Regions from separate parts of the Homo sapiens genome. Here region 1 is linked to region 2. A link is a contact called in ENCODE Hi-C or POLR2A ChIA-PET data. All regions are on one chromosome and are shown on one strand. The core of a region is the stretch at or near the end of the contact, and the rest is flanking DNA. Distances in the headings are between cores, read along the strand shown.

Region 1 (2,700 bases), core at 26-2,525, 43 kb after region 2:
GGTAGCTCAACTGTTTCTAATGAATTGGATTAAAATGAATGCAGACACCTTTCCATTTAGAAAAGTAAGCTGCATTAGGGATTTAGAATGAAATCAGCTTTGGGTTTTCTTAGTACATCATTTGTTTAAGAAACACAAATATTTGCCTGGACTTCAGTTAGTTCATGTGTGTGAATGCTTTATGTGCATTCAGCTCCAGACAGATCCAGAAGTCAAATCGAAGGGGAAATGCCCTGGGGCCATGTAGAAAGAGCTGCTTTAGAAATTGCTCTCATTATATAAGAGCAGTAATATGGGAGTAGTTACTAACTTGACGATCTCACATTGAGTCCTTACTCTGTACAAAACACTGTTTGAGTGTGTTACACATATTAACTTTCTTAGACTATGACAGCCCTATGAAACAGATTCACATATTCCCATTGTCTAAATGAGGAAACAGGCACGGAGAAAAGTTGCCTGTTCAATCAGAAGGGACAGAACTTGAACCCAGGCAATTTGGCTGGTCCAGAGCAGCACAATTTTGCCTCTCAGAAACACCTGCTGAGCATTCACGTCCAGGTGCCATGCACTGCTGCAAGCTCTTGCTGTACGTTAACTTGTTTTTTTGGTTTTGTTTTTGTTTTTTGAGGCAGAGTCTCGCTTTGTTGCCAGGCTGGAGTACAGTGGCACGATCTCAGCTCACTGCAACCTCCGCCTCCCGGGTTCAGATGATTCTCCAACCTCAGCTCCCGGGTAGCTGGGACTACAGGTGCCTGCCACCACGTCCAGCTAATTTTTGTATTTTTAGTAGAGTTAAGTTTTCACAATGTTGACCAGCCTGATCTCGAACACCTGACCTCAAGTGATCCACCTGACTTGGCCTCCCAAAGTGCTGGGATTACAGGCATGAGCCACCCCACCCGGCCCGTTAATTTTTTAAATCCTGGCAATAACCCTTTGCCCACAGGTAGGAGGTGGTAGATACAGCAGCATATGAACCCAGACAATGTGTTCCATTGTTTCAGCTTGGCATTGGTTAAATCAAGCTACGTTTTTCATAATTGAATAGAACCAAAAAGTAACACTTTGTTTCTTCTGACTTTACAGTGGCTAACTTAACAGTGAACAGAAAAAAAAGAGCAAAAGGTTTTCTAGAGCACTCCTGGTTCCTACAAATGATTTATTACTTTATTAATATATATGTATATCATATATCATCTATTAACTTATTAATACATGTCCTATCCACCTGCAATGCCGTGACTCCAGCGGGGAGGGACGGGCAGTTCTAGATATTGTGCATGTTCTCTGTCTCTTTACCTTTTGCGGCCACTGGCCATTCTTCTGTTAACATTGTTGTCTGCATTTTTAAAGCTGGGAATGTAAACTTACACAGAAAGGAAGTCAGTTCTCCCAGCATCATAAAATAAGTAGCATTATGGGAATCCCATGGGAAAGGATAAACATAAAACACCTACTCATTTATGGGTGAAAAGTACTAAAGAGCACAGCGTTTCAGCTCTGATTTCACGTGAGCCTGACATGATCCATCTCTTCCTTTTATCTGTGTTCGTAATCAGATTTAACATTTCTACGCCTGCTTTCCGAGGCTGCATGAAAAATTTGAAGAAAACCAGTGGTGTCGTTAGATTGAATGATACTGTGGGAGTAACCAAAAAGTGCTCGGAAGACTGGAAGGTAAGTGAAAGTTCAGAACCTCGTGAAGGAGTGCTTCCCAGCCAACCCACCTTCCGTATCCATTAACGCAGCAACTTTTGACTTCTTTCTGATAGCACACAGTGTTACAGTGAACTGGCTCATATACACTCCCCATGTGCTTGCAAGATGCTGAACCTTTTCAGGTTTGCACATTAACTTTGTAGGAAAGTAGGAAGACCAACTATATACACAAAAACTTACAGATGATTGCTGACTTATTATGCAGAAAAGTAAGCTCTCTTTCTTTCTGAGGTTACATAAATCACATTAATCAGTTTGAGTAAAGTGAGATAGGGTAAGGTACTGTATTTCAGCCAAGAAATGATTACAATGCCAGTAATTTATTCCATGTTTGCATTTCAGCTTGTGCGATCTGCCTCATTCTCCAGAGGAGGACAATTGAGTTTCACTGATTTGGGCTTACCACCTACTGACCACCTCCAGGCCTCATTTGGATTTCAGACCTTTCAACCCAGTGGCATATTATTAGATCATCAGACATGGGTATGCAGTAGTGCATTAATATCAAACAAGATTTAAACCTGACTCAAAGTTTGATGTTAAAAACAACAGAGAGATTTAGAAAGTGGTGGAGTTGTACATTTTTTCTATCATCACACAGTAAATGCTATTGTATAGTTCAACCATAAACGTTATTCCCCACTCTGGGGTAGGTCCTCAAAGAAATCAAGTTTAGAAAGTAACATTATAATTTACAGAGTTGCATTTGTGTGTACTCGCGGACTCATTTTTATTCTTTTCAGGTATATTTTATAATAAGAGTTAAGGTGGATTATAACTACTGTAGTTAATAATGTAGCTTAAAGTTTCAGAGCTCAGAAAGAAAATCAGAGTGTGTCCCTATGATTTCTTTTTGATTGCATTAAAGGTAGCTCTCTCCAGATTGCCTTTTTGCAGCAGCAGCAGCAGCAGCTAGTTGGACAATATTTATACCTGGGGAATTGGAGAAAATAAGATCCTTTTCTCTTTCCTCATGTA
Region 2 (2,718 bases), core at 108-2,607:
GATCCTGCAGAACCCTGCAGGCTGTGGTCAAGCATCTGGATCTTATCCTCAGTGCGATGGAAATTTTGGGGCAGTTCTGAGCCACTGAGTGATCTGAGCTCTCATTCAGCCTCCAGAGTGACCAATAGACTACATAGGTAGGAATCCACCACTGTGTTTTCAAGGTAACCCCCTCTCTCCTTAAGTGTGGCACTTTGTCATATCCTTACTCATCACAAAGGGTTCACTGTGGGCCCAAGCAAAGAATGATGTAACAAACTAAGTGAAGCAAGAGTTGTTCTGAAAATCAAGAAGATACTGAGAACATCTCACTAGTACATAGACTCAGAAACAAGTGTGGATCACAAAGGCAGGCCTATATCAGCCCTTAACAGACACATGGGCCAAGTCCTAACATCACCAGAAGTCATGTGCCAAGTGTGGCTTCTCTGGAGAGACCTATTTGGAATGCTCACCCTGCTTTGCTGTCTATGTCTTTGATGCTCGTGAAGCCCGCCCCATCCTGCAGCTTTATTTGTCAAGGGATCAATCACATGAGCTTGCCCAGACTTGTTTGAAGAGAAGCTGGCAAAAGTAGAAAGCAGCGAGATTTCCACTGGGGTGCTTGGAAAAAGTTTTTCATTTTCATTTGCAAAGCGTAGTAGCATCAAGGTCAGCTTCCAGCTTCCATAAGTTGAAGTAACACGTAGGTCTTTGAATTTATCAGTAAAACTCTATTTGTATCTATTTCTCCTTCCTGCAATATTAATAGTGCTGACCAATGTCTAACTGTCTTTTGAGAGGCTTCCTAAACAGGCATTCTCTTACCAGCAAATGGAGTGATATTCCCTCAGATGTCATCAGTGTCATGTCCAGTGGCAGACAACAGGGCTTTTTCATGGTCTCTTTGGTGTGTGTGTGTGTGTGTGTGTGTGTGTGTGTGTGTGTGTGTGTGTGTGTGTTTAAAGCTGCTTCTAAAATATCATCACTTATTGCTTCTCAGCCTTTTGGCTAAAATCAAGTGTAAAATATCACCACTTTAGAGCTAAAAGAAAAGGGATCAAAATTCCACAACTTGGTTTGAAAAAAAAGTGAGAATCAGCAATGATTGTGCCCACAGAAATGCCGAGGCAGGCGAGTGGTCTCTGTGCATCTTTAGGGGGCTCCAGGGCCTGGCCTCCCCACCAACTTTTCTTCCCAGAAGGCAATGTGCCTGATAGAAAAGAACTAGAATCAACAAGGAGAACGTTTTTTTTTAAAGAATCAGAACTCTCTGTTCTTTTTTCTGCCTAGACTTGTTTTACTCCTTCCTTGTTATTCCTGGAAAAATGCTGTTGTAATCATCTCTTCCAAAGTGAGTTACTCTGCTCTGTCTTAAGGGGAAAAAATGCTCTTCCCCAAGGAACAAATAAAATAAATGCCTTCAGTCCTTGTTCACCAAAATTGCCCTGTGTCGGCTGAGATCATTCATCATTATCTCTCCAAGTCTTGATGGGCAAAATTTTCTTCACACAAAGTAACCAGACCCTGGGTTTCAGTGCTCACTTAATACAAGCCAGTCCTTTGTGGTAAAAAATAAGCATAAATCCTATCGATCTGTGTTTTTGATGGGGCCTTTTTCTGTCTTCTTTCAAGCTTTGCCACTGGCTGTGTGGTGAATGGGGGAGACGTGCGGTGCTCCTGCAAAGCTGGGTACACAGGAACACAGTGTGAAAGGTAAGGTGGGCGCCCCTCCCGCCTCAGCCTGCAGAGGGGGCGGGGAGGGCTGTGGGTGGGGCTGCCAGGTGCTGGCACAGAGCTAGGGGTGGGGCTGGGAGTTTGACTGAGGCCTGGAAAAAGGTCTCTTGGGAAAAATACAAGACTGCTCACCTAATAAATCATTAATATCATTCTCTTTCCTGCTTTGTACGTTTCAGAAAACTGAGAATGAGGCACAACGCATACACTCACCCACAAGTAGCTCTACCTACATCCCCCCAACACGCACCCCTGTGTACCTCAACCCCCGACACCTCCCTACCTACCCCTCCTCCACAATGATCTCTGCATACCCCCTATTTCGACATGTCCCTTCCACATATCTCCACATACACCTGCCCTCAACGTATCCCTACTTACCTGTACACATGTACAACTGTCTACACTCTTCCGTACACACACATATCCACAGCCCTAGCCTAGATAGCCCCCCCACCCCCCCACCCCCACCCCCACCCCACACACACCCCTCTATCCCCACACTATATTTTGAACACTTTCAGGACAATCTATGTCTTGTTTATTTCGGAATCCCTGGTTCCAAGAATGGTACTGTTCACATAATAGGTGTTCGGTAATGTTTGTGAAACAAAATAATAAATGTTGTGGAATGGAAACTGTAAAATTAATGACAAAGGGCTGCAGAACCAAGCTTTAGTTATTCATGGACAATTTTCATGATTAGCCACTATGCATAGGACACTGCCAAGTACTGAGAAAGATATAAAAGATACTTATAACCTAGCTGAGAAGAAAGCACACACATATTTGGGAAAGTAACAGTATGAAAAATGAATCATATGGTTTACATATTTTAAAATTTAAAATAACTTTCTCATAAAATCAATACATATTTATTATAAAATGATGAAAAACAAACGAGCAGAGAACCAGTGAGGGCCCCCCTACAACCTAGCCCTGTGCACTCAAACGCTTTCACATACAATCCTATTCATAATCATTTTGTCTACAGAAAGCCAC

The links. A loop is a pair of places that touch in the nucleus more often than their neighbours do. ChIA-PET counts read pairs that join two places held with the same protein, here RNA polymerase II (POLR2A). Pooled maps may share reads with other maps.
Region 1: a pooled map shows a loop between it and region 2 (2.0-fold over the local background). The contact joins two enhancer-like sites. A Hi-C loop is called at or near these places in 7 of 168 maps with a recorded cell type or tissue (CD4-positive, alpha-beta T cell, CD4-positive, alpha-beta memory T cell, CD8-positive, alpha-beta T cell and 3 more), 1 of 37 single-sample maps with no recorded cell type and 9 of 50 pooled maps. POLR2A ChIA-PET finds 5 or more read pairs at or near these places in 2 of 52 experiments (GM12878 and MCF 10A).

Annotation. Positions count from the first base shown.
Region 1 is chr18:23,926,561-23,929,260 of GRCh38, forward strand. It overlaps LAMA3 (laminin subunit alpha 3), which reads left to right. Exons shown (of 75, transcript NM_198129.4): 63 at 1,563-1,680; 64 at 2,065-2,205. Among named protein-coding and RNA genes, the nearest start is that of LINC02958, 55 kb to the right of the region's middle. Within about 2 kb of position 1,276, at least 2 of the 41 ENCODE cell types and tissues checked have a DNase peak (open chromatin) inside an H3K27ac peak, as active enhancers do.
Region 2 is chr18:23,883,159-23,885,876 of GRCh38, forward strand. It overlaps LAMA3 (laminin subunit alpha 3), which reads left to right. Exons shown (of 75, transcript NM_198129.4): 41 at 1,615-1,695. Among named protein-coding and RNA genes, the nearest start is that of LINC02958, 98 kb to the right of the region's middle. Within about 2 kb of position 1,358, at least 14 of the 41 ENCODE cell types and tissues checked have a DNase peak (open chromatin) inside an H3K27ac peak, as active enhancers do.